Regions from separate parts of the Homo sapiens genome. Here region 1 is linked to region 2. A link is an interaction called in ENCODE POLR2A ChIA-PET data of the cell type or tissue named here. Cell type or tissue: HepG2. All regions are shown on one strand. Links, peaks and the distances in the headings refer to the core of each region. The heading gives the core; the rest is flanking DNA.

Region 1 (17,036 bases), core at 5,750-13,749, 120 kb after region 2:
GTCAAATTATATTTGGAAAACAAAGTGTTCTTTAAAAAGGTATGTGACAATCATTATACGTAAATAGTTTAGAATTTCTGGATGAGTGGTTAATTTGTTGTGTTTCGTTGTTATTGAAAATTGGAGGGAGGGTTATTTGAGGAAAGCTTGATCATGAAAAATGGAATCTACTACCTATTCATGAATATATTATGTTATGTTAAATAACAAGAAGTGATAGCTATAAGTTTAAATTGATATGTTTAAATCTATTATCTCTATACTTGGTATAAATTATTTTTTAAATTTAGTCACCCATTTAAACTTAGAGTTATCACTTTTTGTTATTCAACATAACATAATGTACTTACATAATTTTGAATTACAAAGCAACTCAAGCACTTTGACTAAGTTTACTTCATATATACATGTGTACAACTTGCAGAAGATACACTTTATTTTTCAAAAGTAATGTTTATAAGGAATAAACAAAAATCAAAACTTAAAACAATAGTATAATATTTATCTGTAAAGCTTAAACTCACATTGCCAGTTAGATAAGGGAACAAATGCCAAGAGAAAAATTTATTAATCTCAAAAGGCAGAGTAATGGCCTCATCATTTCACAAAGCACAATTTCAGGAGACACACTTTATTGTATTTCTTTGTGTGAATTATAAACTTTAGTAGAAAATGGGAAATAGGCAAAGTAATACATTTTAACTGTAGCACACCAATTGATATAGCCTCGCAAAAAAAGGTTATTTTGAAAAATTAATTCAATTCATCTACAATAGGAAACCTGTCACCATAAGCTGAAATTGGATAAAAGTCCACAGATAGTTAACACTTTCATGCCACCTAAAAGTATACATATGCTTTTTATGAAAAATTACTATCTCACATGCTAACATTTAACAAAGGAACTATAAAACTGCTAAGAAATGAATCCAGAGGCTATGGTCTTTGGAAAGGTATGGTAACCTTTAAGAGGGCAATCACTTTTTCCTAAATACTACTTGCAGAGTTAACCATCCCAATAATCGCTGACACCATGAACATCAAGGACAGACAGAGGACTGGGCAGTAGGGAAGCTATGGTTCCACAATATTTTTACTGTTAGATAGTAGATATTGCTGAAGAATGTCCAAAACTTCATTAAATCTACTAGAAATTAATTCTACTTAAAAACTCAATTTGTACTAATGCTTTTGTTCATCCTTTGTTTCTACCTTTTAGGAAGAAGTCCAGTAAGTTTCTAGTAATCTTGTCCCGTTTCTCAGTTTTGTCTCTTTCTCCAGATTTGAGACATTGCCCAATCAATCCCTGTGCTTTTCCAAGTTCAGTTTTGCCCTTTGAGTCTGATCCTTCTTTCCTTTTGGCTCCCACAGATATTCAGGTCTCTTCTATTTCAAAGATTCTCAGGAAGATCATACCTCCTAGCTCCTAAACCTCCTATTTCTCTCCTTATGATCATCACTAAGCTCCATTCTCTGTCTTCACTGTACTCCAATGATTTGCACAGCAGCCACATCCTTGAATTGTTGAATATAGATACAGTATTTTACTCATTTATTCAGCACCACGGTTATAACTTGCTTATGATGAGTGTCTAATAAATATTAATTTAATTAAGCAAAAAATGCTATAGTAGGCAGTTATTATTGTGCTTGCCCAGTCTACTTTATTAGCACATCCCAAGGCTTCTTGAAATTGCACAGAAACCTATCAAATTCCCCTCCTCCAATGTTAGTTGACTGGTCCTAAATGGACACCTGACCCAAGCTAAGCCAATCAGAAACCTTGCCCTGTGAATTCAGAACTAGGCAAACTATGTTTATTAAATGGAGGAGAACTCAATCCAGGAGACATGGGCTGCCATATGGCCTTAGAATCAAAATGGGATAGTCTTCAGAAAGAGAGAAGGCAAATGAAAAGAAAGAAGAGCTGAGGAATTGAGACAGACAGAACTGATAGCCTTCATGCCCTTAATTTAAATTCGTTCTTGAGATCTAAGTCCTAGCTTCATTATAGAGATGCATATCTTACTATAGCTCTGTTACAGAGACTTCTTGTTCCCTCGTTATATATCCCCCATATTTGCTTAAGCTAGATCCTGTTGATTCCTGTCATTGCAATAAGATATCCTAAATAACATGGTGTCATAAGTCATATTGAATTAATTGCTTTTAACTTAATAGTAAAAGAAAAGCATATTTTCATGGGAATAATCTAAAATGGAGAGCTGATGTAAAAGAATCACTTGACATCAAATAGAAAAAATATGTCACATGAGTATACATACATAACAATTTAGTAAGAAAACATCTCTGGATATAAGAAATAAGAGCTCATTTGTTGCTGTGAATTTCTCTATTTCTGTGTACTCTCCAAGGACAAAAAACTCTTGAATCTTCATATTATACTTTATAGGATTACAGTGACACTGTATGAAACATCCTCCTGAAAAAGTTGCATTGAAGATTGTACAACCTGAAGAGTAAAAACATATTCCATTGTGGTCACTAAATATATATTTTAATGGAAAGATCTTGAAAGGCCCAAAATAACTGCCAAAAAATTTTAATACCAGAAATCCTTTGTTAATAAGTTGGCAGGGCGGTCATTTGATGAAAAGTCAAATCATACATGTTGATTAACTTAAGATAAACTTTGAGAATAAGTTTATGGCATGAGGTACATGCTTTATTTACTGTGCTTACAGTTATAAAGTTAGAAATTACTCCGTGAAATACAGTCATTATTACCTTGCTTGCATTTTATTTCACCAATTATAAAACTACAACTACTTTCCACATTAGTAGAAAAAATGAATATATACAACCAAACCTTACAGGTCTGCTATAATAGGCTCAGAAAAAACAAAGGCAATTTGTGTAAGCTACTGAATTATCTAAAAAATTTCCCAAAATATAGTCATTGGTTTGCCATGCTTGTTTTATGGCTGCAGTTAATATTAAAATGGAAAAAGAAACCACCTTTCTGCCTAAACAATTTTGCAGATGTCAATAAATCTATAGATTGCAGGAGAAAATTGGAGTTGTGTAGTACTAAACACAATTTAACTCTGAAATTAAAAAAATATTTTCAGGAGTAGTTTATGGAATATATTACATGTCCTGTGTTTTCCCAAAAATAGTGAAAACTTGTTAAAATTCCTTTGGGACATAGGTCTGATTTATAAAGCCAGACTAGCTGGAAGGCATCTAAGGAAATCCCTGCAGTTTTGGTAAATGTAAATAACAACAAAGAAGCAGAGACATTTCTATGGGCCTGTTGAAAAGAGAACCAGGGATTCAGAAAAGCCTAGGCACGTGGGAGGAAATGCAGTCATTTCCAGATCATGACGTGTTTGCTCTGCAGGAGATAAGTACCTCAACATGCCTATGCTTCCCTCATCCCTCGCATGTCCCTTCCGCGTAGCTATGTATGTCCTTCTCAGACACAGACATACATAGGTAGTGAGTCATATGTCAGGGAAACACATAGCAAAGTAAAATGCGAAGTAAACAAAATTAACCGATTACTTTAAATTATTTTGTATTAGTGGATTCAATTGTCTAAGAATAAAATTTTAATCTTTTCAGCTTTAGGAGGCTTACAGGCTGTTACCATACTTAGTCAAAGTACTATAGTACTTGGCTACTAGTGAAAGTACCATAGTACTTGAATACTGATGTGAACCTCTTGAAAGAATGGACTCGAAATATTTTGTAAAAATACACAGGCACAAAATAACAGTATTTTGATATTACTGACTGCTTTTCCAAATTTGCAATTATCTATATTTGAGTGAGCTTAAAATAAAAATTTAGATAATATAAATTCCAAATCATGTGGAAAACTTACATGTATCTTCATGGAAATAAATAATAGGGCTTTTTGTATTTATTTGTTTTGTTCTTCTGTTGTATTTTGACTTATAATGAAGAATTATGGTTATAGAAGGTACCAGACATCAAATAGTCCTAAATCTAGACACTGTATTTCATTCATGTAGTATATTTTACTTCAAAACACTGCTTTCCAAATGCTGGTTTTCCAAATGTCTCAAGTCAGACATAAGGTTAAACAATGTAAACAATTTCTTTATACCAGGAGTTAGCAAAGCTCATTTCTATTGTGAATTCTAAGAGTGAGTATAAGTATATGCCATTATAAAATTAATTTGGTTGTGGTCTAATTATCTGGATCACAAGAATTTAGGAAATACTTCTCCAGAAATACTATGCCACAGCTTTTAAAATAATCCATTGTATTAAGTGTGGTTCAACAATCTTGAGTGTCAAAAAATTATTGATACAAAATTTAAATTCCTCTTATGGTATGTTTTCTTCTCATACTTGCTCGCCATAACATGTATAAATTTATTTCTACTGAAGAATATTTGCACTTCTGTTAACTGTATGTTTGGGTGATTTTTTTTTTAGTAGATATCCTCTAGGCTTACATTGTTACATTTGCAAATCACTTCAAAACATCAATCAAGAAGCAAACTATGCAACTTCATCTTAAATGTGATTTAACTTAAACATAGACTAATATAAGAATGGCAATAAAAATGAAAGATCATTTTAATTTCAATATGTTTGTAGGTTTATTGTAACAAATAAGAAAAAAATTCGCAAGCCTAACGGGGAAAAGAAACAAGCAACACATAAAAATGAGCACAACTGTTATCCTAAAGTTTCATAGGAACTATAACCAAAATTCCTAATTTCTCAATTCATAATAAATAAATTACTATGTGAGAAGATGTATCTTGTCTACAATTTTGGTAGTAATACTGTTGTTACAATAATTTTGCACTACAATCAAACTAGAACTCAAGATCAAGAAACTCACTCAAAATCACACAACTACATGGAAATTGAACAACCTGCTCCTGAATGACTCCTGGGTAAATAATGAAATTAAGGCACAAATCAAGATGATCTTTGAAACCAATGAGAACAAAGAGACAGTGTACCAGAATCTCTGGGACACAGCTAAAGCAGTGTTAAGAGGTAAATTTATAGCACTAAATGCCCAAATCAAAAAGTTAGAAAGATCTCAAATCATAAACCTAACATCACAACTGAAAGAATTGGAGAACCCAAAGCAAACAAACCCAGAAACTAGCAGAAGGCAAGAAATAAACAAGATCAGAGCAGAATTAAAGGAGATAGAGGCATAAAAAAACCCTTCAAAAAAATCAATGAATCTACGAGCTATTTTTTTTAAATAATAATTATAATAATAAAATAGCCTGCTAGCTAGACTAATAAAGAAAAAAAGAGAGAACAATCAAACAGACATAATAAAAAATGATAAAGGAGATATCACCACTGAACCCACAGAAATACAAACAACGATCAGAGAATACAATAAACACCGTTATGCAAATAAACTAGAAAATCTAGAAGAAAAGGAAAAATTCTTGGATACATACACCACCCCAAGACTAAACCAGGAAGAAGTGGAATCCCTGAATAGACCAATAGTAAGTTCTGAAATTGAGGCAGCAATAAATAGCCTACCAAACAAAAAAAAAGACCAGGACCAGAAGGATTTACAGCTGAATTCTACTGAAGGTACAAAGAGGAGCTGATACCATTTCTTCTGAAACTATTCCAAAAACTGAAAGACAGGGACTTCTTCCTAACTCATTTTGTGAGACCAGCATTATCGTGATACCAAAACCTGGCAGAAATACAAAAGAGGAAAACTTCAGGCCAATATCCCTGAAGAACACTGATGTAAAAATCATCAATAAAACACTGGCATACTGATCCAGCAGCACATCAAAAAGCTTATCCACCACAATCAAGTTGGCTTCATCCCCAGATGCAAGGCTGGTTCAACATACATAAAACAATCAATGTAATTCATCACATAAACAGAACTAAAGGAAAAAAACCACAATAATTATCTCAATAGATGCAGAGAAAGCCTTTGATAAAATTCAGCATCCCTTCAATAAATCAGGTATTGAAGGAACATACTTCAAAATAATAAGAGCCATTTATCACAAACCCATAGCCAATATCCCACTGAATGGGCAAAAGCTGGAAGCATTCCCCTTGAAAACCGACACAATATAAGGATGCCCTCTCTCACCACTCCTATTCAACATAGTACTGGAAGTTCTGGCCAGGGAAATCAGGCAAGAGAAAGAAATAAAAGATATTCAAATAGGAAGAGAGGAAGTAAAACTGTCTCTCTTTGCAGATGACATGATCCTATATCTAGAAAACTCCATCATCTTAGCCCCAAAGCTGATAAGCAACCTCAGCAAAGTCTCAGGATACAAAATCAATGTACAAAAATAAGCAGCATTCCTATACACCAACAATAGACAAGCAGAGAACCAAATCATGAATGAACTCCCATTCACAATTTCTACAAAGAGAGTAAAATACCTAGGAATACAACACACAAGGGATGTGAAGGACCTCTTCAAGGACAACTACAAACCACTTCTCAAGGAAATAAGAAAGGACGCAAACAAATGGAAAAACATTCCATGCTCATGGATAGGAAGAATCAGTATAGTGAAAATGGCCATACCGCCCAAAGTAATTTGTAGATTCAATGCTATTACCATCAAGCTACCACTGACTTTCTTCACAGAATTAGAAAAAAACTACTTTAAACTTCATATGGAACCAAAAAAGTGCCCATATAGCCAAGATAATCCTAAGCAAAAAGAACAAAGCTGGAGGCATCATGCTGCTTGACTTCAAACTACACTACAAGGCTACAGTAAGCAAAACAGCATGGTACAGGTACCAAAATAGATACATAGACCAATGGAACAGAACAGAAGCCTCAGAAATAACACCACACATCTACAACCATCTGCTCTTCGACAAACCTGACAAAAACAAACAATGAGGAAAGGATTCCTTATTTAATAAATGGTGCTGGGAAAACTGGCTAGCCATACGCAGAAAATTAAAACTGGACCCCTTCCTTATACATCAGACAAAATTAACTCAAGATGATAAAGCATTAAATGTAAAACACAAAACTACAAAAACCCTAGAAGAAAATCTAGGCAATACCATTCAGGACATAGGCATGGGCAAAGATTTCATGACAAAACATCAAAAGCAGTGGCAACAAAGGCAAAAATTGACAAATGGGATCTAAGTAAACTGAACAGCTTCTGCACAGCAAAGAAACTATTATCAGAGTGAACAGGCAACCTACAGAATGGGAGAAAATTTTTGCAATCTATCCATCTGACAAATGTCTAATATCCAGGGTCTGCAAGGAACTTAAAGAAATTTACAAGAAAAAAACCCAACAACCCCATTAAAAAGTGGGCAAAGGATATGAAGAGATAGTTCTCAAAAGAAGACATTTATGCAGCCAACAAACATATATAAACAAAGCTCAAAGTCACTAATCATTAGAGAAATGCAAATCAAAACCACAATGAGATACCATTTCATCCCAGTCAGAATGGCGATTATTAAAAAATCAAGAAACAACAGATGCTGCAGATGCTGGCAAGGCTATGGAGAAATAGGAATGCTTTTACACTGTTGGTGGTAATGTAAATTAGTTCAATCATTGTGGAAGACAGTGTGGTGATTCCTCTCAGACCTAGAACCATAAATACCATTTGACCCAGCCATCCCATTACTGGGTATACACCCACGGGAATAGACATCATTCTGTTTATAAAGATACATGCACAGGTATGATCATTGCAGCACTATTCACAGTAGCAAAGACATGGAATCAACCTAAATGCCTATCAATGATAGGCTGGATAAAGAAAATGTGGTACATACATACAATGGAATACTATGCAGCCATAAAAAGGAATGAGATAATGTCTTTTGCAGGGACATGGATGAAGTGGGAAGCCATTATCCTTAGGAAAGTAATGCAGGAACAGAAAGCCAAACATCACATGTTCTTACTTAAAAGTGGGAGCTGAACAATAAGAACACATGGACACAGGGAGGGGGACAACACACAATGGGACCTGTTGAGGGGGTAGGGGGGAGGGACAGAATCAGGATAAACAGCTAATGCATGCAAGACTTAATACCTAGATGATGTGTTGATAGGTGCAGCAAATCACCATGCCACACATTTACCTATTTAACAAATCTGCACATCCTGCACATGTATCCTGGAACTTAAAATAAAATTAAATGTAAAAAATAAAAAATAATACTAATTTTGCACTAGTAGTTTATTTTAAAATAATGTACACATTATAAATATTCAAATCAGATAAAGCATATACTTAAAAAATAAGAAGGCTTCCCTCCTATCTCATATTCGCAGGCCTCCCTTTCAGAGAAGCCCATTATTAAGGTTCCTGTGTGTTTTTTAGAAAAAAAAAAAAAAAAAAAAAAAAAAACTATGTATATATGAGCATACAAGTAGGTATATGGTTTTGTGTGTTTCAAAACACATTCCGTTTTAAGCAAACATACCACACACTGTTTTGCGTATCTTTCTTTCTTACTTTCATCCCGTATTTTTAATAAATAAGGATAAAGAAAATTGTAGTGGGATAATTTTCTACATAACAGAAATTTTTTCCTCTTTTCTGTTTGAATGTGTCATATTTGTCATATTTAGTACACCATACCTTCCACTTTTCTTGTGTAAATAATAAATAGCTAACATTTCTGAAGTCTGTTCTACTTGCCATTCACTTTGCTCATCATTTTCCAAAAATTATCTCACTTTGTTCATTCAACAAAGAATTCATATAAATACTATTATTCTCCTCATTTTACAGACAAAGAAATTGGCTTACAGATTTTACTTGCCCACCACTTAAGTTACTTGTTTCAATTATTCTTTCTTCCATTTTTCTTTCATGAAAGCCTTAACATACTCATTCAATCTTTACTATCTAAAACGTGATTGTAAAATCTCATAGTTTTGAATCCTCAAGAGCTAAAGATCCACAGGGTGTGATTAGGACCATTTGGAATCTAATTATTAAGTTCAAAATATATGAATTACATATTTTTTAAAAGAAAAATATCTGGTTTCTTAACCCTAATAAGTTTTCCTAGAAAAGTATTTCTATAACCGAATATTTAGTGAAGCTTCAAGTCCAACATCCCCAAAATAAAAAATCATAAAGAATTTGAAACAGAAGGAATCTTAAATTAGTTTATTCCTATTAAGTTACAGATAAGAAAAATGTTGCATTTATTACTAAATTTATCACCAAATTTACCATCCTTTTATACTAAACTAAGTTTAAAGAGACAGCAGAACATCTCTGCTTGGAGTATGGTATATGTATAACATTTTGTAATACTCTAAGAGGTAGAAGTCCCTGAGTCTTCCTCAAAAGTAGCATTTCAAATTTGAGGAACTAGCTTTTTCCTTCAGCAATTGCATGCTGTTTTGTTTTTGTTGTGGGACAGTCGTCTGTGGAGATGAAGAATCATGGATCAGTGTTCTCATCACAGCTATTAATTCACCTTTTACTTCTTCCTTCTCCAGGTCTTTTCCCTTCTTTACAACAACTGTATTCTATAGGTTTAATCATTTTCTTTTCTCTGAACCAAATCTAATTGCTCTATTTATAAATATAACATTATACTCTCCCAAAAATTTTGTTCAGTGTTAAACAGAGGAGAGGTTGTACTTCCTTGTCTTTTTATTTTCCACACTCTGTTACTGCTTGTTTATACTGTAATGCATTTTTATTCCTATGTCTCAATTATTTTATTTATGGTGCATGGTGACTGGGAAATCTCAATCTGCAAAATGTTACATGCTTAGTGCTTCATTATGGATACTGATGAGAACAAAAAAGTGCAAATATTAAAAAAAGAGATAATGCAAATATTATTTTTATTTGGCAGTAGAATAAAGTCTCACAACCACACGGAAGGGAGCCCACTCAGCTGTAGCCTAATGTCATTGTATAAGCAAAGAAGCAGAACAGAAATATGAAGTGATTAACCAAAATCTCAGGGCTGCTGGTAAAGGCAGGACTGGGTCTCCTGTTTTCTTCTCCAGCCTTTCATATCCCTCTGCCACTGATCACTACTAAAAGCCCTCAGCAAGAAGGAAGTTCCTGGTCTCAATTATTAACTTGACAATGATCCTGGTAACCGTTACTGATTCAACAATGATGAACCAACACTCAATACTAAATATTTTTCCGTTTAATCACTAAATAATAGAGTTAGTGACGCAGACTATTTACATAGAATCTGTTTTCTTAAATTCTTTCTTATTGTATTGTTTGTGAAGCAACTATATTTAACAATGTAGGTATGTAGTGAACAAGTACACACAGGTTCTGCTGTGAGAATCAATGTTTTTTTTTTTAAGTTAGTAGTACCTTCTGTATCCTTCAAACATCTAAAGAGAAAAAGCTAATAGATTGTGCAATATTTCCAGAAGGCAAAGTAAACATGCAACAAAAAAGTAAAGTAAAAGATGATCTTATGTTTGAAATGTTTCTGAGCTTTGTTTGATGGTTTCTTGATTGTGTGTGTGAGTGTGTGTGTGTGTGTGTGAGGGTGGGAAGGATTATTTATTTTATTTCTATTTCCGCCTGCCCTTCCCTATAGCAGCAACCTCATTTGGACGCTCAGCCTGTGAGACTACTACAGACTGCTGTGGAACATATAATTAGTCCTCAGTTATTCTAAAGATTTATCTTGTGGAAAAAATCTCAAGATTTCTATTTGGAGAATAACGTGGGGTAAAAAGAAGAGGCAAACTGAAAATTTGTCAATTTGAACTGTCACGAACATTCAATATAATTTTAAGTAGGGTGAGGCTGAAACTATTGGAAAAATAACATTTATTGGGTAATTTGCTCATGTAACCTTTGATGGGTGCTTTCAGATGAAAGAGTTAAGATCAAAAGAACAGCATTCCAAACATTGGGGAATATACTTGGAAAAAGAATATAATGATACTAGTTATCTGGTCATTCCTGAATTAGCGCTTTGCATCTAACATGTATACTTCTTTTAAATATTCCTAACTTGATGGGAAAGAATATACTTTCCACACAAATTTAATTTTAAATGAAAAAACCTTCAATTCACTAAGGAAACAATTACAGATATATATATATATATTTATGGTGGTATAATGACAAGCCCAAGTCTAGACTGTCAGGAAGCAGGGTCTAATTTATGGTGGTATAATGACAAGCCCAAGTCTAGACTGTCAGGAAGCAGGGTCTAATGCTAGGGACCCATGGGGAATAGGGATAGGAAGGTAGGGTATAGAGAAACATTTGCACACACTAGACATTTAGGGTAATGTCTACAACCAATGAGGATGGATTTAATTGGGCTCTATTTTTGAAAACAAAACAAAACAAAGAAATCTGTAACTGGAACCAAATCCATTTATGCCAGCCTTGAGTATTTCTATTCAGTTGGCCCATGCATAAACCATTGTGCAGTTGATTCAAAACAGATGTAGAAGCACCTGTTCTAACAAAAGACATTTTACTGATTCACTTCTGTCTTCCTAACTCTGCTTTTCTAATATTAATTTCTTCTTCCTTCAGATTTGTTTACCCAAACTTCCCTTTTCAGAATTTGAGAAGTCACCTACTTGTGTCTCTCTTATACTCATTTCTTAATTTTAACTTCCTCTATAGTCTTGGAAGGTCAACTCTTTGGGTGAAGAGAAGCAGATGCTCACTGCCCAAGTCTTATTTCAGGCCCACCAATGCCTAAGTTTAGAGCAGATCATTCAATAGTATGTGCTCCATTCACCCATGAGGGAGTAGTTTTGAAAACACTGGTTTTCTAGATTCTCACTGGTTCAGTTATGGAACTGAACCTATATAGACAAGTCTTCAGCACCCACCACAGATCTGAATATATTCAAATGCACTCTGTTGAAAGCCAACATGTGCATGGCATATTTATGTAATTTTACTATTAAGTAACATTCTTTAGACTATTTAACTGAGCTTTAGTTTCACTATAGAATTAAGCAGACAAATACAATTCAGAATTCCTAAAACTTAATAAAGAACCATAAATTCACATCTGCTGTTGTAAAATTTGACACACATTGTTAAATTTGGACCAAAATGCTCTGGATTTCAAGACATATTTGCATCAGAATTTCTCTGTAGGAAGTTTCTTTCCAGCCATTGCTCTTCCCACTTCGAAATAAGAAATTAACTGAATGTTAGTTATCGAGAAGAGATTCAAATTTGGGCTTACTAGAATGTATTATCAATTAAGCGTCATGGCAAAGCAGTAAAGAAAATTTATTTTACATCATGATGCTACTGGTCCACATAAACAGTTTGTTGTAATTTTAAATAGCAAGTTCCTTTTCATGCTGGCTTTTCATCTTATCTTTCTTTCCTCTCTGAAGAGAGGTCCACTCATTCCTCTCCCCTTTCTCATCAGTACAAGCTGCTCCTTTAAGCTTCACTTGTCCTCCAGCTTTTACAGAATACTCTCTTTTACAGAAATCACATCTTTTACTATAAAACTTGGCTTTTCAATCTAATCCTATTTACATATACTAAAATAAGGCTTGTTAATAATGAAAATTATTTCACCACATTAACCCTAGATTCTATTTCCATGGAAAATTGAGAACTCCATATATTTTTATATGTTTGTGGAAAGATTATTTTGTTGGGTGACAACATCAAGAACGTGAAGCCTAGATTACATGCCAAGAATCCAGGAACTAGACAGTATTTGTCTTAGAAATGGGTGACATTTTTTCAAGTAATAGAAAAGATTTTTTAAAAAATTGTCATGTAGCCTCTTTGATTAATCCAGAATCTTAACTGATCACTGATATGGCCCAATTAGGTTTATATATTTCAACAAAGAGAAAGTCTTGTTTACTTGGCTTTATTTGATAATGTCTTTGCTCTGGCTACTTCTTGATACATAAACTATACTGCATTCAAAGTCCTATATTTAAAAGGCTGAAAGTGAGATTACAATTTATAATTTAAAAAATTAAAAAAGAGTCACAGTTTTTAAACTTAAAATTGGTTATACAAATATATTAGCCATTCTTTCGTAAAGTACTATTTTACATGGAGTACAGCAGGTATTTAATAAACGAGAGTTATCAGTGGTAATGTGTTGTATTTATATTGGTTTATCTGGACAAGTATTTTTAATAATATATTAGAAAAGTCTTAGAATTTCTGGGCAAGAATTCAGAAGACAGCTTGCCTCAGAGACCAAAGAAGTAAAAATTTACTAACAAGGTAAATTGGGAAGGTAATATGGGAATTGGCAGAGTAAAACCATGATATAGAAGTTAAAATTCTGAAGGACTGGGAAGGATCAAAAGTAAAGTAAGGAAATAAAACAAAGCTTATAAAAAAAGGACTTAAGTTGAAAGATTATAAGAATTTAAGATTATTTTGTCCAGAGAAGTGACACCAGACTTAAAACTATTAAGTTCTCAGCTATTAAGTACCATTGAATAATGAGATCTGTGATAAATCCAATTCTGCACTGTTTTTATCAGTAAAGACTTATTTCTCAAAATGATATGTTGGTTTCAAGAGCACAAGGTTTATTTTTCAGTAAAAATGAAACATCATTCAAATTTATATAATTTTGTTAAGTTAGTGACTGAATTTTAAAGTTCTCTTTCAATAGTCAATAGTTTTGTAAAAATAAAACCAGATTTTCTCCAAATTTTCTCTAATATTTTACTCTCAAAAGCATCCAAGACATGGTCCACAGTACAGATGTATTTTCAGTGGTACAAATATGTTAAATACTGCCTGCGTGACTGATCAATCTGCTTATGAAGTCTTTTCTATATTATTTCTGCTAGATTATGAGAAATGCCGTGATCCAAAGGTTTAATCTATTAATTAAAAATAGAAGAACTAATATTACCATTAATTTACTTCTATTTTGAATGTATGTCTACAATTATCCTGTGGGAGAAAAAGTAGTTTTAGTATCTTCACAAACCTACAGTTTTTAAAATAAATTAGTTTAAATAAATTTCTATAATTCTCAGGATGATCTCACATTTAATGAACAGACTATGTTCAATATGGAAACTCAAGAAGAGTACTTATGTTAACTTGGATTGGCACTCAGAAGAAATCTAACTTTATTCCATTTGTTTTAGCACTCAATTTGCATAGCATGGGTAGAATAAGGCAAATTCTTTTTAGGACCATATTTTAGGAGAGTTGTCATTCCCTCAATTTTTAAAAGAAATTGAACAATTTTCTCAATGTAGATATTTCTTATTCATACAACATTATATGTTGTTGTTTAAAATAGGCTTCATTGATAATTATGAAATGTAATTTTGACTAATGCCTTTATTCAATTGTCATGTATGTACTGAGAAAGTTCTATGTATCAGTAGACTAAGAAATCTAATTTTGACTAATGCATTTATTCAATCATCATGGGTGTGTACCGAAAATGTACCATGTATCAGTAGACGCTGGGTAGAAAAAAGATTAAGTAGACACAGCTCCTGCCTCCAGGAATATAAAAATTCACTAAGGGAGAGAGAGAAGAATGAATAGGCAATACATGAAATGAACTCTGGAACTACAGAGGACAGGCACCTTAGAGAGATCAGGGAAGAATTTCTGGAGGTGATGGCATATAAACTGTGTTCTGAAGGATAGGGATACACGTTATTCAGGCAAAGAAAGGGTGATTGAGAGGGTGTGAAGCAAAGGGTGTTCTTGAATAAGACAGAGACGTGAATAACAACCCACTCAGGAAGCAGGAAGGGCATGGCACATTTAGAAATATGGCTAGCACATGGAATTCCAAGAAAAATTGTTCTGAGAAATGTAAGAAAAACTTTAAATGCTATATTAAGAAGTTACTATTTTACCCTGACTATATTGGGAAGTGTCCGAAGTATTTGAAGCAGAGCAGTTATAAGAGTTGATTCATCTGACAAAGGGCTAATATCCAGAATCTACAATGAATTCCAACAAATTTACAAGAAAAAAACAAACAACCCCATCAAAAAGTGGGCAAAGGATATGAACAGACAGTTCTCAAAAGAAGACATTTATGCAGGCAAGAGACACATGAAAAAATGCTCATCATCACTGGCCATCAGAGAAATGCAAATCAAAACCACAATGAGATACCATCTCACACCAGTTAGAATGGCAATCATTAAAAAGTCAGGAAACAACAGGTGCTGGAGAGGATGTGGAGAAATAGGAACACTTTTACACTGTTGGTGGGACTGTAAACTAGTTCAACCATTGTGGAAGTCAGTGTGGGGAGTCCTCAGGTATCTAGAACTAGAAATACCATTTGACCCAGCCATCCCATTACTGGGTATATACCCAAAGGACTATAAATCATGCTGCTATAAAGACACATGCACATGTATGTTTATTGTGGCACTATTCACAAGAGCAAAGACTTGGAAAGAACCCAAATGTCCAACAATGATAGACTGGATTAAGAAAATGTGGCACATATACACCATGGAATACTATGCAGCCATAAAAAATGATGAATTCATGTCCTTTGTAGGGACATGGATGAAATTGGAAATCATCATTCTCAGTAAACTATGGCAAGGACAAAAAACCAAACACTGCATGTTCTCACTCATAGATGGGAATTGAACAATGAGAACACATGGACACAGGAAGGGGAAGATCACACTCTGGGGACTGTTGTGGGGTTGGGGGAGGGGGGAGGGATAGCATTAGGAGACATACCTAATGCTAAATGACGAGTTAATGGGTGCAGCACACCAGCATGGCACATGTATGCATATGTAACTAACCTGCACATTGTGCACATGTACCCTAAAACTTAAAGTATAATAATAATAATAAAAAAGAAAAAATAAATAAAAAAATAAAGTAAAATAAAATATGACAATAAAAAAAAGAGTTGATTCAGATCTTACATCACTCTGATGGCAGAGGGGAGAAAAGATTAGAAGGGACTAAAGTTTGAGAAATATGTTAGAAAATGTTTACTTCTTTTGGTTTCTTAAAATATGATCACTGGGCCCTATTTTATTATTGTGTAGACTCTGAATCTACAGAGTCTACATAAATGTCTTTCGAGCACAGTCACTTGTATACTCCTAAGTTACCTATGGCCTACTTACACTAATGACCTAAAACAATTGCTTTTAGACACTGTAAACTATAGGCTGCAAAGCATCTCATTTTTAGCTTCAAATTCACTTTTAAATTTATATTTCAACCTCAAGATTGCAATGCAATGATGTTTCATTAACAGATGGGAACTATGACATAATGAATATGATACTAACAATTAATGGATAAAGTCTTGGAGTTTGTGAATGGTTTATTTGTTTTACAGAGTGAGTAGATTCAAGGTTACGCCCCATAAAAACATGACATCACTCTCATTCAGATTCTCTTTTTTGAGTGGAAAGAAAGGTAGAGTGGAGAGGAGCTACAGCTGGCAATTTTATAATTCTGAACCTGTGGCCTCTCTTCTTTATGTATAATATCTATGTGAATCAGTTGGGTGTATAATCGTATTTTGGGGAAGTGGGAAAGATTAACTGAGATTTAATTTATTTAAATACTTGAATAATACTAACACCTCTTAAGAGCTTACTACTGACAACCACACTGTTTAATGAACTTTATGTGTATTAATTCATTTAACTTTCACAGCTATCCTACAAGATAGGTGCTATTATTCCCATTGCATAGATTAGGACAGAAGAGGGTTTAAGCAACTTCCCCAATGCCACCCAACTGGGAAACTGGAGAAAGGAGACACAGGTTTCAAAACTAAACAATTTGGCTACAGACACCATATTCTCAAACTCTGATCTATAATGGAAAGTAAGCACAATAAAATGGGCACTTACTTTAAAAGGTATTTTAAATTGTGATTTGTTAAAACTGTGATGAAGAACCCACAGGCCTTTATCACAAAGCTCCTTTCCCAGTATGGCCGTCGTGACAGATAATCTAATTTCAATATGAGATTTTTAAATCTGTTTCTGTGTTGACAATTCTTAAATATACCAGAGAATTGGACGATTTCATTTACTGATATAATTTTAGTAATAAATTAGGAGGTCT
Region 2 (17,036 bases), core at 4,006-12,005:
CTTAATTGAATCATCTGAAGTAATGGAAAATTTGGAGTTTAGAATGAAGTCTGTCTTCAGAAAGAACTCACAGTTATTGTGACATTATTAAATTTGTTTTCTGCAAATAGTTTAATGTCATGACAACAAAAAGATCTCTTGATTTGAGAAAATCAAAGCTATCTTTGATAACACTACCAAACTCCAAAACCAAAAGTTTCTAATGCTTTAATATCCCTCAAAATGCTTTAGAAAAAATATATCACAAAGACTTTTAGCCAATAAGATCATCATTGTTTTCACAGAAAGCATCTGTTAATAATAGCTTACATGAACTGTATTGCTTTAGCTTTTAAAGTAATATTCAATAGTATTAGAATTACAGACTTAGAAAATGCTGTGTTATAATTGAGGTAGTGAATTACCAGGGATAAAAAAGTGGATTATTAGGGCTACTAAATGAGCAGAGTAGTAGATTTCTGCTTCTGAATTGGTTGAGTGATCTAGTCCGGTATGCTAGCTTCTGGTATATTCCACATTAAGTATCTAACCTCATACTGAAAAATGTTTATATCAGTTGAAATACCTTTTTGCTCTTTTCTTCACATGAATCACAATTAGCATTGCCTATGTCTCCTGAGGATATAGATTTGTACAATCAAACATGGTAAGTAGTAAAGGTTAAAAAGCTATTTAATAGATTTTTCCACATATTTGGTGCAGCTTGCTGGCTGATTTCCGAGACTTAGATTTGTGTAAATTCCATGCTTTTAATTGACAGCTCCCTGGAGGGGTTGCAATATAAGTTAAGGTCATAGGAAGAATATTACGGCTTTCTATGGCATTTTGTCCTTTCTTTAAGAACTGAAGTCAGCTTACTATAAGATCTAGTTTTCTAGCTTTGAGGAGAAAGGAGAGATGGAATGTTTGTCCAAGATAAATTTTTGAAGGAGACTAAAAGCACAGGAAAGAGGAAATTAAAAATAAAACAAATAGTCACATACACTTGGGAAATCAGTATAATCTGCTATCTGAAGATAAAATCATCTTTCTGCCTTAAGAGATGGTGTGTCACCTCAAGGACTGAGTGAGAATGGAGAGTCATGCTCATTGTAGCTTGCCCACAATGGTAGCCCAGTGGGGTAACTCTGGAATGCATGAACTTAGAGAGTCATACTGACATCTATTAATATTTTAACAATAACTTTTCATGTGTTCCATTTTTCCTGACAGTCATTCTTCTTAATTGAAGAGTGGGAGGAAAGATGGGAAAAAGAACAAGATAATTTAGGAAGGCAATGAGTAGAGATGAGAAATATAGGAAGCTGTATTGAAAGGTAGTTTTATCATTTCTAAGGGTATGAAATCTGCATCTGAAGGTGCCTCCCGTTTTGAAATTTTCCAGTACTCCCAAAGATTTTAACTCTTTGAAAACTTCATTTTATATCCCAGAGGCCAAATGTAGTTTTTTAATGTCTTATATTTATTCTGCAATTTAGGAAATGGTTAAATGCACCGCCCAGAAGAATTTTTGGAAGACTAGCTATCACAAACAAGGTGGTAAAACATAAACAAAAACACTGGATAAGGAAAACAAGTTCTTACAGCAGGTCAATGGCACCTGTAGACTGATTACACAGGAACTCGAACATGAGGACAGTGTTACTAAACCCTGACATGAACCCCTCTTCTGGGAATGTGCCTGCTCTCAGATGGTTTCCCACACTTGGTAATATTTGCATTCTGTCTCACTTGTCTCTGCTTCTCCTCTTCACATCCTTAGTAAAACATTATTAAATAAGTGGTTCATCACTTTTGTTTATTATTTAGGGAAAAAAGTCTCTGTGAAGTCTAGTGGACATGAAAATGTTCCTCATAGATCTCCAACTGCTGGGAACATAACTTACCCAACTGCCACATTCTGTCTATTACCAGATTTGTGCTAAGGTTACACTTTTACCAGCTGTTCCCAGCTAATAATTGAATGCAACAAGTATACTAAGACAGGCAAGTTTCTTGGTTACAAGAGACTCCTATGAGGGCTGATTATAGCTCACGGATACCCCGATTCCCTGATGAACCTTCCTTAGACTGCATGACAGTCTAGAACGCTTCCACCCAACCTTCATATCCTCTCCCTTTCACTTGGGACCATCTTTACTCTGCGGTATGCTTATTCTCCACACCGACCACCCCCATCTTCTTCCTCATTTTTTCTTGCATAGGTGTTTTTCCTAATACATTCTTTGTATGTTAAATCCATTTTGACATCTGCTTTTCAGAGGATCCTAACATCTGGAGGAAATTAGGCAGATCATAACCGTATTGACCCACTGACATTAGTAGACTATGAAATTCCAGAAAATAAAGATTTCAGTACTGATGTGATGAAAAAATCCCACCCCAATTTAGTAAGGGGTTAGTTAAATTAAAAATAAAAAATATACAAAAAATGAGTTTAACATTGATTAAAGACTTAAATGTAAGACAAACCTTAAAGCTTTTAGAAGAATGCATAGGGGAAAAGCTCTTTGACATTGGACTTGGCAATAATTTTTTTGGATAAGACACCAAAAGCACAGGCAACAAAATTAAAATACGCAGGTAAGACTATATTAAACTAAAAAGCTTCTACACAGCAGAGGAAACAACCAGCAAAATAAAAAGTCAGCCTATGAATAGGGAGAAAATATTTGCAAACCATATACCTGATAAAGGGTTGATATCCAAAATATGTAAGGAATTCATAAAACTTAGTAGTAAACAAAACAAAACCCACAGAGAAGCAGATAAAAAAAACAGGCACATGACCTGAATAGGCATTTTTCCAAAGAAGACATATAATTAGCCAATAGATATATGAAAAGGTACTCAACATCACTCATCATTAGGGAAATTAAATCAAAATCACAATGACATATCATCTCATGCCTGTTAAGATGGTTCTTATTGAAAAAACAAGAGATACCAAGTATTGATGAGGATGTAGAGAAAAGGAAATCCTTGTACGCTCTTGGTGGCAATGTAAATTGGTACAGCAATTATGAAAAACGGTGTGAAGGTTCCTCAAAAAGTTAAAATAGAACTACCAGATAATCCAGCAATCCCACTTCTGGGTATATGCCTAAAAGAAAGGAATCAATACTGAGATGCCTGTACTCCCCTGTTCACTGCAGCATTATTCACAATAGCCAAGATATGGACACAACCAAAGTGTCTATTTATGGATGAAAGGATAAATAAATTGTCTATATAGATACAAACACAATAAAATATTACTCAGCCTCAACAAAGGAGACCCTGCCATTTGTGACAACACAGAGGAACCTGGAGAACATTATGCTAATTGAAATAAGCCAAAGAAAGACAAATGCTACATAATCATACTTATATGTGGAATCTAGAAAAGGCAAATACACAGAAACAGAGAGTGGATGGTGATTACCAGGGGTGGGAAGATGTCAGAAGTGGGGAGATGTTGGTCAAAGGCTACAAAGTTACAACTGTATAGGACACAACTAGAAATGTAAAGTACAGCATGATGACTGTGGTTAATAATAGTGTACTGTATAGTAGAAATTTTCTAAGAGAGTGGATTTCAGGTACTCTCATCACACACAAAAAATGATAACTATGTGAGGAGAGTGATATGTTGATTTGCTTAACTGTAGTCATCATTTCACAAGGCATATGTATATCAAAACCTCATGTTGTATAGATTAAATATATACAATAAAAGATTAAATAGACCTAGAAATACATTAAAGCAATTGGTAATAATACTGAATGTTTTTATGGTGTTTTATAGTTTGCAACATTCTTTTATATACATTGTACATTTTTGCATTTGGGCTTCACAAAAGTCCTGTATGATAAGCAAAGAAACCTGTATGATGAACAAATATTATTATCCTTCATTTTACCAATAGGAAACTGTTCTCCCTGCAAAGTCAAGAGAATAAGCCAATATCACGAAGCCAGTATGTGATGGAGATAGAGCTCAAAATGAATTCTCAGCTCAAGTCCAATTCTCATCACTATTAGATATACAAAAAATGATTCCATGTCCTTATTTCATTTTATATTGTGGATAATTCAAGAATATTGTTTTGGAAAGTATTAAAATGCTTTTCATATTTAGACAAATATTTTAAAAAACATATAGGTTAGAAGGACTAGAAAGAAAATGAACTAACACATTTTATCACTTCTTTCTCAATGGGATGCTATGTAGCAATTTGGCACTTGCTCCCAGGAAATACAAGTCCTGTCCGTGGCAGCTGTTCTAATTTTCAAAATAAAATAGAAAATCATGAATATTCAAGAAGATAGGCATCTTTCAGATCAGGAACCAGAAGTCTAATGAGGCTTTTTAATGTAGGTGGGGCACTCAGGTTACAGGCAGAGGAGCCCTATATGCATTTCTAACACCAAAAACGGCAGGGGTAGCACAGTAGACCTCCAATAAAAACGTACTGAATGACTAAAATGGCAAGGTTGAGATTAAAGTCTTTCTAACTTAAAGACCTGTGTCTTTCCTCTCTGTCAAAAACACTTTTCACAATTAACGACTTTTCAAATGAGTTGCAAGTTTATGTCCACACAAAAACCTGAACAAGAATGTTTATACAAGCTTTACTTATAACTTCTAAAACTTGGACAAGATGTCCTTCAACAGATGAATGAAAAAATTGTGGTAATCCAGACAATGAAATATTATTTAGCAATAAAAAGAAATGAGCCAGCAAGCCATGAAAAAAACACGAAGGGACCTGAAATGCATACTGCGAAGTAAAAGAAGCCAGTCTGAAAAGGCTAAATACTGTATGATTCCAACTATATGCCATTCTGGAAAAGGCAAAACTATGGAGATAGTAAAGAGACCAGTGGTTGCCAGGGTCTCAAGGGAGGGAGGAAAGAATGAATAGACGGAGAACAGGACATTTTTAGGGCAGTGAAATTATTCTGATATGATAATGAATAAACATTATTAAGTGTTTGTCGAAACCCATAAAATGTACAACACAACAGGAAAATCTAATGTAAGCTAGGGACTATAGTCAATAATAATGTATCAACATCGGCTCACCAATTGCAACAAATGTACCACACTAATGCAAAGATGTTAATAATAGGGGAAACTAGGGGCAAGGGGGTGGGGAGGCAGGGAATTGCGGGCCTATATAGGAGCTCTTTACTTTCCACTCAAATTTTTCCATAAACTAAGAACAGATAAAAATAGTCTATTAATTAAAAACAAGTGATACACACAATTTCTTCAGCCTATGCAATATATTCTACATTTAGACAGTCTCATCTAAATTCCACTGGTATAGGGAGAGGGAAGGACACAAACATCTTCAAGGGCAAAGCTTTGGCATCCATTAGCAGAGGTGATTCCAGTCTAGGCAGCTGAATCCCCAGGCAGATTTCAGCAGGTGCTGACTTTCCAACAGCACCAAAACCTCTGATGAACAAGAGTGTCTTGAGTAGAGGCTTAGCAATTGCTGTTTTATGATTATGTTTTTCACATATTCCCAATCCCACTGAGGTGCTAATACATTTGGTTCATCTTTCCATTTTAAAAGAGACAATGGCTTTGATAATTTGTTCATGGTTACTGCTTAGGGAGATAATGACACTCAAAATTCCCCTAACTGAATATTATAATATTACGTCTTTGGCTCTGCTATTTTTAACAGCTTTTAAAGACAATAGTGTCATTTGGGTTTAAAAAAAAGTTCACTGTTCCTACTCATTAAAGGAATACTAGGTTATAAAGACGAGCTGTAAGAGTCCTAGCAGGGCTTCAGATTATATCATGTATTTAGTTTATGAATCTCATTTTGTTATGAATCTATAACTGAAACAACTCCCAATGCTTCCCCCAGGAAGTAATTAATTGGAAACCAAACAAACAAACCACATGGAAAAGACTGAAATACTTTGTATTACTGTCTGAAAATCCAATGGTAATTTTCAAGTTCATTCCCACCTGAGTCCTACAAAAATATGCTATAAGTGTGTGTTCTTCAGCTACAATTCTACCTCTCTGTGTATTTACAACAGCTAATAAGAACACCACCCCTAGAATCAATTTAAAACATTTTCTTTATGTTTTGTGAATTGCAGGAAGCCTCAACATGCAAATATAACTATTAGTACATGTTTAATTAACAGGCATATATTACATACTTCTTAGGTAAAGAGTATCATTTTAGAGAGTTTGTTATGTAGAAATCCATAAATTTGTGTTTCTAATTTTAAAAACAGGGAGCTGTTCAACAAAGAAAATTTCCAATACAAAATCTTATTTAACAGTCACCAAGGTAAACACATAAGATCAATAAAAATCGCTGATCATACTTCAACACAATTATACTTCAGAAAGATAAAGTTATGGAAATTTTCTATTTGTTCTAAAGCCTTTGTAGCTATGAGAATATTTATAATGATTTCTGTGGGAAAGCCAATAAAATCTTTTGAAAATGAAAAAAATTAAATATATCTGAAGAATAGTGTAGGTTATATCTTTATCTAATATTGTTGATATAATCCAAAGACTGTAAAAGATATATGCTAAACATCTGATTAGAATTTAATAAGTTATTTATTACTGATCTGTGCCAAACAGTCTTCAATATTTTTTCTAAGAATGTTTTTCTGTGAAAATATTTTTATTTTTAAAAATAAAATTTCCTTAATCTAAAAGGCTCTGATTCGTATTAATTCAGATAAATTGGACATAAAGCTATTGATTGGCTAAAATGTCCAGATACTATACTCCTGCTGGGCATATGATATGATTTGGATTTGTGTTCCTGCACAAATCTCATGTCTAATTATAATCCCCAATGCTGGAAGAGGGGCCTGGTAGGAGGTGACTGGATTATGGGCGTGGATTTCCCCCTTGTTGTTCTCAAGATAGTGCCTTCTCATAAGAGCTGGTGGTTTAAAAGCCTGTGGCAGCTTCCTCATCACTCTCTTCCTCCTTCTCTGGCCATGTAAGATGTCCCTGGTTCCTCTTCACCTTCCGCCACGATTGCAAGTTTCCTGAGGCCTCCTCAGCTGTGTTCCCTGTACAGCTGGTGGAACTGAGTCAATTAAACCTCTTTTCTTTATAAATTACTCAGTCTCGGGTAGTTCTTTATAGCAATGAGAGGACGGTCTAATACAACATATACATATAAATAAGCTACCTCTTCCAAGGAGATAAAAATCTAGAAGACAGAAATGAAACATAATTAGCAGCAGAGTGTAGCAATTAAGGCATTGTTTCTGGCCTCAGACCTGGTAAGGATGAATCCAGCTCTGCTACTAATAAGCTAGGTGACTTCTAGTGAGTTACTTAGCCAATATGCACTAATGTTTCCCAGCTGTAAAATTGAGGACAATGATAGTGATATGGAAGGGAAGTGCTGGGTAGGGAAGAGCGTGGTCCCTTTAAATGATACAGAAGGGGGAAGGGAAGAGCTGGGTAGAGGGGGACGTGGTCCCTGGCTAGGGCTCCACCCCCAGGCCTGTGTCCCCACACCTAGGTGAAGACAGGCATTTTTGTTTTCCTGCCCAAATGTTGCATTTCCCAAGACCACCCTGGCCTGCCATGCCCCCATCCTGGGCCTACAAAAACCCTGAGACCCTAGCAGGCAGAGACACACAGGTGGTCGTCTGGAGGAGCAGCACATCGGCGGGGGGAAGGTGGGGGGAACAAACGAGCAGCTGGACGTCAAGAGGTATGTATTGACAGGCACCAGCAGGCCGGCAGGCCGTGGGCTTGCAGAAACAGACGCGGAGTTGGCGGGGGCAGCTGAAGGAGAGGCTAGGCCGCTGAGTGGCCAGACTCCAGGAGAAAACCTTCCCACTTCATCCTCCTTCTGGCTTCCCCCATCTGCTGAGAGCTACCTCCACTAAATAAAAGCTTGCACTCATTCTCCAAGCCCATACGTGATCTGATTCTTCCGGTACACCAAGGCAAGAACCCGAGATACAGAAAGCCCTCTGTCCTTGTGACAACGTAGAAGGTCTAATTAAGCTGGTTAACACAAGCCGCCTATAGACGGCGAAACTAAAAGAGCACAAGACACTGCGATAGGGTCGGAGCTCCATAACCTGCCCCATAACCTGCCCGTCTGTGTGCTCCCTAGAGGTTTGAGCAGTGGGGCACTGAAGAAGCGAGCCACTACCCCTGTCGCATGCCCTGTGAGGGGGACAAGGGAACTTTCCCCCTTTTAATAGTATCATGCTCATAGTGTTATCATGAATATACTAAATTAATAAGTATAAGTTGCTTTAAAAAAGTGCTTTTCATACAACGAGTGCTGAAAGTTATTATGTCTCTTTGGCTTTTATTTATTGGAATAATGGAGATTATATGCCAAATGTTGCAGGAGCAGAGGAGGGATTGATGAATAGGCTGGAGAAGGCTTTGCCTGGAATGGACATTTATACTGAATCATCACAGATAAGAATTTCTTCAAGTGGAAAGAAGGATGAAGGAAACTCCTTGCAAGAGAAAGGCTGGAGCAAGGGTATAATCATGTTCAGCCAGTGTGGCTGAGGTTTAGGGGCTGTAGGAGGTGATGGAAGGAAAGGCACCTGGGAAAGAAGCAATGGGGTGATACTTTGAAAGCCTTAAATAATAGCTTAAACAATTTGGACTTTATTCTGTAAAGAATGTGGAGTCAACAAAAGGATTTTTGGTTCATTTTAAGGATGGCAGTGAAGTGGTCAGATTTTTGCTATTGAAAATTATGGCAGCAGTATGAAGGCAAACTAGCTGGAGAAGGGACTCGGGGAAGGTAATCGTGTTAAAGTGTTTAGGTTATGTACTCATAGTGAAATAGGGCAGTGGGAATGAAAAAGAGGCACAGTGAAAAGGAGACAGGAGACATTTCTAAAGTAGAATCGATATGAGCCTCAGTCAGTTTGCTGCATTTTTCAACTACAAAGTTCACATTTCCCAACATAACTAAGTACACAGCTCACATGAAAAACAGCTAATACCAAGTCTCTGTAGAAGCATATCATACACTATGTGTGAAATCACACACTCACTAGGCAAATAGGAAAGCTGTCTTTTTGTGTTAGCTCTTTGGAAAAGCTTGAGACTAAATAAGTAGAAGAGTCCAAAGCAAATATTAACTCTGGTGGTGTTAGGTGCTTGGATTTCTAAACGCAAATTGTTAATGCAAAATGCATTTTGGCTTTAACACACGCGAGCCCTTTTTGCCACACACTATAAACTACAGAAAGAGAAAAACCCAAAGCTGGAACTTAAACTCTCCTAAAGAAATACTGTTGTTTGTTTTCTTAAGCTTTGTGCTTACCAATTTGAGATTGGAAAAAGTAAATGCAAAAATAAAATGTTAATAACAAGTTCTGTAATACTGTGCTTTTTAATCAGTACTAATTTTTCTTTTTAAGAGAAGTTTCTGAATTTATTTGGGAATCCAGAAGTCTTTCTGAAAACACTGATGAGTAGATCAAGGACCTCATGTAAAGCTCTGATACAAAGTACAAAGCCAATTCTAGGTGATAGTGTGACCAAAGATAGTTGCCAAAGACTATGGCTGTTAATTTTGGTTACTAGTGAATTTCAGTTTTGACTTGACATACAATGCTTTCCCTGCACAGGGAGGCAGTGGAAAATATCATTTATATGTCTTTCAAATACCTCTTTCAAAAGTTATTGGTAACTGAGAGATAGCAGTCTCTGATGTTCCTGTCTTTCTTTCCCAGCTGTACAAAAGGGTAATTGAGCAAACTGTGCCCTGCTCTGCTGGGAAGTCAATCCATCCGTCTAACCTGCAGCTGCCTGGCTGATGGCCTTTCTCCTATTCACCATTCATTTGCTTTTCTGTACTCTCCTCAAATGCCCCGGCTCTGGGAAATGATTTCCAAAAGCATGGCCTCAAGCCCTGAAGAACATGGACTCTGATAACCACCCAGGTCTTCATTCTTACAATGCTGTCTGCCACTAATGTTAGGTAGTAGATGATAAGAATTTTTTAAAAAAAATTCTACATAAAATATCTGTTTTATAACTCATACTTGAAAGAACACTAGTGTAAAGAGACTAGAGAAAACAAGTTTCTTGTTTCATCTTAACCTCATTGTGACCTTGCTTTCTTGGGCTTCAGTTTATTTATGCATAATATGATATAAGACAAGGCTTAAATATTCTAGGATTCAGATTCTCCAATATGAGAAAAAGCATACAGTTAATTTTCAGTTGGAATTTCTAGCCCTATTACTTTTATGCCTGGACTGGCAAAAAGATAGTATGTCAGATTTCTTATTTTCATCTTATAATTTAATTTGCTGTTGGAGTTTTCAATGAATATTTTAGTAACTTGACATTGAACAAACTTTGATTTTGGTTTCTAACTCTATATCAATTGATAAGTGTTTTCAACTGTAACTTGAGTTTGCTTTAGATTGGTTGCCACTATCACTTAAGAATTATTAAACATTTTTATTGCATTGCCTCAGCATGTAATATGTTTTAAGTATTGGCAGGCACTATGCTTTATATCTTTCCAATACTACTCTCATAATAAGCTTGTGAGCTTAGAAGCCATGCTGCATGCAGGAAATTCTGATTCAGGCATAGTACTGTTTCATTTAAATAGGGAACAAAATGAATTAATATTATTCATCTTAATTACTACCATTATGGATAAGAAAAATAAACTACATTTCAAAATTAAAGTAATATTTTATGTATTCAAGATCACTCAGATATTATTTTCTAGGTATTTGAAATCTAGATTCTTATACCTTATAGATTTTTATTTTTAAATTATTTTAGATGGAGAATATTTGGAACATCTGGAGCATCTTGCATACTCTTCTGATGTCAAATAAAATTACATGTCAAAATACCATTATATAGTGCTTAAGATTTCACTTTCCAGTTACACTATCTGTTAAACCAAATATTATTCAGAATGTAAATAAACATCTCCTTGATAACTGTTATTTCTATAAGCACATACTATGCTATAATTCAGTGAGACTTTCAGGAATTACTGAACTGTTTCAACCGACTTGCCAATATACTAAACAGCCCCACCCCAAACAGTATTTTGAAATTCCTGTGCTTTGTTTACAATGATTTATCTTTTCTCTCACTATTCCTGTCAGTTGTCAGTCACTCTCGCTAATGATAACAGCCCGCATTTGTGCAGCACCTCAGAGCCTTCGAAGCACTCGCCCATTTATTGCTCCCTTCTGTGATTGTCTCATAGTCCCTTTCCAGTTTGCCACTAACATGCCAGGCCTTTGAAAACAACATAATCAAACTTTAAAAGAGATTCAATGTAAAGAGTAAACAGTCTCTGTGAGAGGGGCCCAAGGAGTTTCCTTGTGAATAAAGTTTGGTTCATGGACATCAGCATTTATTTTGACTGCTCAAAACCTGGGTGTTTCCTGCAGAGCTGGGCTCTGAATGGTTGAGGTTGGCAGATAAGAAGACTCCAGCTGTAGGAAATATTTCTGTTATTGCCCTTTTATAAGGAAATGTTTAGTGATTCCAAGATGTACATTTGAAATGATAAGTGACCTTAGAGATAATTTATTGCAGTCACTCATCCTGTAACTAAAGAAGCTAAGGACCAGAGAATTTAAAGTGTTGAAGATAGAACCAAGTTAAGGAAATGACTCTTGTGACTCTTAATCCAATATTGTTTTTATGAACACCACATCATGTATTTGTTCTAAATAGTCTTGGTATTTTAAAGATACTGAATTTTTGTAAGTTTGGCATGGTGATATGAAATGGAGATAATATATTTCAAGTGCATTACTATAACATGCAATGGAGTATGTAATAGAAAATTAACTTTCGTATATTAAATTTTAAATATTGTATCAGCATTTTCTCCATAGTTGCTGAAGTTGGAAAGGAAATATTTTAAAAGAGAGATCTTTTAATGTCATCTAAACACCCACCACAAACAGAGCTTGCATCGTAAAAATACAGAATCCTAAGAAAAAAAGAAAGAAAAGGGAAAAAAGAAGAGATGGTGAGTGAAAGAAGCTAGGAAGGAGATGAGAAAAGAGGAAGGAAGAAGAAGGCAGGCAGGCTTACAGGAAAAGTTCATCATTCTTTGTCGTATTAATATGAAGAAAGTATGGTAATTTTTTGTGAGTTTTTGTATTGTGAAATAATGTGGAAACTGGTGGTAAATCAAGTGTAACACTTAAGAAATAATTTGGGAGACATTAACTGATATGAGCTCTAAACAAAACCTCCAGTGAGGATCCTGTGTAGTCTGTGAACAAAGCCAATCTACTGCACACTGACCTTCTACAAAGAGGCTCTGAAAACAAAGTGGTTGTTAGGTGAGGTAAATTGAAATAAGAAAAGATAGCAGATATTACATTAAAGGCTCCCGTATTTATTAAGGGTACGGCAATTCTAAAATCTAATTGTGAAATGCAGTTCTCCCTGAGGATTCCTACAGCTAATTGGAACAGGTGAGAGAGAATGTAGAAGAAAGAGGTAGCCATATTTGTACTTAGATAGTTTTGGGTAAGCTGTCTGTTCTGTCTAGAAATCACATCAGCTTTCCAGCAGAGTACCATGAGAAAATGCTTTTGGTTCTGTTTGCCATCCCTGCTAATGTTTACCCTACTTAATCATTTGCATTTAAACTTGATAGACCAATTACATCAAACAGCTACCTCTCCGCCCCAGCAGATTTTAATCAACAAACAGAAATTAATTTGTATGTAGAAAGACAGACATGAACTGATTTATAGAATACAGTTTTAAGGCAAAAAATATTTCTTTTCTTTAGCAAGATAAGATTAAAGGACTCTTCTGTACATGACTGGAAATGAAAGCCATGTTAAAGTTACATGATATTTTTGGCCTGGAATTTAGAAAGAATTAGTAAAACAAACTTTATTACTAGGCCTATTTTCCAAACTGGTAATATTATAGTATGAAAGAGTCACATAATTTCTTCCTTTTTTGCTACAATTTAACATTCTAGTTTGATCTTTTGCTTTAAATGGTAATTCACTTAAGTTTTGGTCTCCTCTCACCTAAAGTCACTTGCTCTTAAGGAATATAAAACATATGTATATTTAAAATTATTTTCTAGTTCTTAGATATTAAAGATATAGGGTTGCCACTCCACAGGGCTTTGAAAAATTCTACTTTGCTTGGGTTTTTACAGTGATTAAAGTATTATTTCTCTTTAGTAGGTACATTTTAATCACTGAACTTAGAAGATATCTAGTGATATTGTACTATTGTAATTTGTTGTCATTCATTTGCCTAAAGAAAGGTGAGATAAGTTATATCCTTTGTATTGCTGAAAAAATACATCATTTTGAACATATATCAATACAATAAGCAAAACTCTGAAATACATTAATATTTATATAACTTCTTCAAGAATTTTCTCACACTGTTTTAGCAGTTCGTGATGGAACTAAATCTATTAGAAAAAATACTAAAGGCATTGTACAATATCTCATATTGCATTCTTGTATCCCATAAGACAATGGGAATTTAGCAAGGAGTCAGGATCATCTTAATTGTTAAACTAAAGTTTTCATTTGAATTTCTGTTTTATTAATGGATCACCATGTGCCCCTGAAGGTTTTTATATTGGAATGTTTTACTAGATTCCTTAACAGCCATTTGCCTCTCTTGGATAGTGGAGCTCCAAGCACAAAACTTTGAAGTGTTATAAAAAGCAGAACACTCCTGGAATCTTTACAAATGGAACAAGACTAATACCTTATGCCTACATGATATCAAGGCAGGTAAAATTATATTATACTAATAAAGAGAAAGATGATTAAAACACACACACACACACACACATTTGGCAGGCTAACAGACAAAACATGGTGGTGTCAAGGATACCAAACTCAAGACAAATGTCATTATTCTTCTCTATGTAGTGTTGAGACCTGGGTCCTGAATTTCTTAGCACATTATTCACACATTTACTTTTTAGAAAACTTCCCACTTATGCTGACATTTTACATTGTGTTTTGTGTGACCAGAAACTACAGAATACAGAAGCAGAATACTATAAAGAGTGGAGGAAAAAACCCAGCAATTTGAAACTCAAACGTCCTGGTTTTGAACCCTGACACCAGACTTCCTAGCCATATGACTTTGAATATATTTAACCACTACACCTCCCTACTTCACAAACTGTAAAGCAGGGACAATCACACTTATCTTTCAGCATTAAGTCGATAATGAATGTACGATATCAGTAACCTGGAACATGGTGGGTGCTTCACAAAGGATAGTCCAATTTCCCCCCTTTTTTTTTTTTTTTGAGGCAGAGTCTCGCTCTGTCGCCCAGGCTTGAGTGCAGTGGTGTGATCTTGGCTCACTGCAAGCTCCGCCTCCCAGGTTCACACCATTATCCTGCCTCAGCCTCCCGAGTAGCTGGGACTACAGGTGCCTGCCACCACGCCCGGCTAATTTTTTGTATTTTTAGTAGAGACATGGTTTCACCGTGTTAGCCAGGATGGTCTCGATCTCCCGACCTCGTGATCCGCCCGCCTCGGCCTCCCAAAGTGCTAGGATTACAGGCGTGAGCGACCTCACCCAGGCCCCCAATTTCCCCTTTCAAACAGTAAGAGCCAAAAAGTTTTGATGGGCAACATATGGGTTCAGTGACTATATCTTCTAAATGCAAACTTGGGATATAATCTTCCACGTATGAATGCACTTACCATGACAGCAGGACAAAATATTTGAAACTATGAATGTCACCACAAAACCATGATGGGCGTTTATTATGCCATGAGGAATGTAGACATCAGGAGACTATCCAAGCTCATTTATTTTTAAAGAAATTTGATTTGCTAACAACCCATGCTGTTTCACTTAAAAAAAATAATAAGCAAGGCTAACTAGTGCACAATACACATCCAGTAAGGCATTTTCTCTGAAGAAATTACATGCATTATATAATTCATGTTATTGTGAATTGTAGTGTTGGCCAATTAGGAAATTTATACAAATATGAAGGCAAAAGAACTTAAAGTTCCTTATCATCATAAATGGCTGGGGAAGTCTTCTCTTTCTTCTCTATTTCCTCATCCTATATAGTATTTAAAGAAAAATTATTTCTTGTCTTCAGTATATTCTGTGACCTTTTAAAAATCCTATTTTCCTAGTAAAATGATTCATAGCTTTTTAAAGAAACTAAGAAGAAAACATTCTTACGGTTTTGGGGGTTTAGGTGAGAATACACTTTATATGAATTCTTTTCCTTAAGGGTACCATAAACTTTCTATTCTGCATTGATTAGATTCAAAAATAGAGTAAAGACGTTTTTTCTTTACCTGCTAAGAATAGTTAGAATGAGGTAATAGGGTGAAAGAAGAGATGGAAACGTCCATTTAATTCTTTCCATATTTGAGGACTAATTTTATTACACTTCTTCATTGCTCTTTTTCGTCTCTTTTCTGTACGTTCCACCACACACACACACACGCATGCACACACACACACACACACACACACACACCTCAATTGGACTATCAGAATATCTAACTGCACCAATGCACCAAGCAGAATGAGAAGTAATTTCTTCAGGATGGAACTCTTCTATTAATAAAAAATCACCTCACAATTTACTTTAAGATAATCTTATCTACCTCAGTCACTCTGTTCTGTTAATGTGCCTAACACCAAGAATGTCAAAAGACCTTGCAGAGAACCAGTGAATGAGAGGGGGCATGCTGAGTGACTTCTGGGGTGACTGGTACGACAAGTCCAGCAAAAGCGAAGACAATGAGGGAGATACAAAATAGGCATTTCCTCTTCAGTGACTGAGGAGGACAGAACGCTTTTGTAACAGCCTGTTTAGTGTTAGCATTCAAAGTATTAACTTTCCTTCCTCTTTCCCTCCATCCTTATCCCATTTTTCTCTTTTTCTTTGCACACTACAAAATAAGAAGCAAAGCTCTCTGTAACTTCTTGTAACAGAGTTGACTTTTCTGGGGAAATGACTGTTAGTCCTTTCTGAATGGCTTTAAGACCACAATATAAAATATTATTATATAACAAAGATATATTAAGCATTTGGGTTCTATATAAACTAAAAGATTTGGCTATAAAATTATTCGCCTAATTTGAAAATGTAAGATATATTCCTCTATGTGAATATAAGTATTTAATTATAGGAAACTACAATGTATTGGGGAACTTGCGTATTGTTATGCTCTGCAATGTTTCACATATGAAAAAGGCCTTTTCGGCTCATATTTATTTTCTCATACGTCCCTTAAGTTTTCTGATAGCAGAAAAAAGTGAGTATTTTAAAAATCCACATACTTCCGAAAACAGCTAAACTGAAGCTATCAGCATTTTTGCTAAGCACTTGAAACTTATAGTGAATGGAACTATTTGGGCTTTGAGAACAGCCAATTGTTGAAAGTTAAGAAAAAACAAGAGAGGGAAAGCAGAACTAGTTTAGTTTTCTTTTGGAAAACATCCATGTGCATTATTTAACTGAGACCTATTCTACAATACTGTGATTTTTAATTCCCTTAACTTTTCTTTTACTTTTTAGGTAGAACCATCAACCTGTTCTTCTTTAATCATTAATTTGCAGCCATAGGTAGTAAATGGCACTTTGATCTTGTTTGCTAATTTTAGACATAAACGGATTCTGAGTGCGTGCTGTGTAAAATGTATTATTCCACCGTGCTTTGCATACTTTAAGTACAACCTCAGGTTCTTCATATAAAAATAAGTTCTTATTTATGTTGCTGTTATCTATTTTAAAACTTGTTGTCTCACTATTTCATTGCCTGAGTTTAAATATGTCATTTTTTTGAACCAGGGCTCTATCTTTCACAGATTCTCTTTCTGTCTATACCCATCTTCATGTTTTGTTTTGTTTTTTTTTTGTCCCTTTGTGGAACAAAACAAATTTCACCCTGTTCATTCTTCTAGTGCTCATCACACTAAAAGGTCCTGCTGGTACTGCAGTTTTTATCAAAAAGTTTCCTACTTATAGAGAATCTGAGATATCAGCAGCCCCCAAGTGGTTTCAAGGGCTTTC

Evidence for each region. ChIA-PET counts read pairs that join two places held together with the same protein. Peaks named below come from ENCODE experiments on the same cell type or tissue, not always from the same donor. Only the 100,000 strongest peaks of a DNase experiment are listed, where the experiment ranks them.
Region 1: POLR2A ChIA-PET joins it to region 2 with 53 read pairs; 4 of 35 experiments call an interaction of 5 or more read pairs at or near these places.

What each region holds. Positions count from the first base shown.
Region 1 is chr3:105,380,702-105,397,737 of GRCh38, reverse strand. All of the region lies in intron 1 of ALCAM (activated leukocyte cell adhesion molecule), which reads right to left. Among named protein-coding and RNA genes, the nearest start is that of ALCAM, 22 kb to the right of the region's middle. In HepG2, for the core only: no CTCF peak of the experiment used is centred there; a DNase peak (open chromatin) is centred at 10,367; H3K4me3 peaks cover 395 bases.
Region 2 is chr3:105,495,286-105,512,321 of GRCh38, reverse strand. All of the region lies in intron 1 of ALCAM (activated leukocyte cell adhesion molecule), which reads right to left. Among named protein-coding and RNA genes, the nearest start is that of ALCAM, 140 kb to the right of the region's middle. RefSeq lists enhancers at 7,131-7,661, 7,662-8,192. In HepG2, for the core only: no CTCF peak of the experiment used is centred there; a DNase peak (open chromatin) is centred at 8,921; H3K4me3 peaks cover 2,583 bases.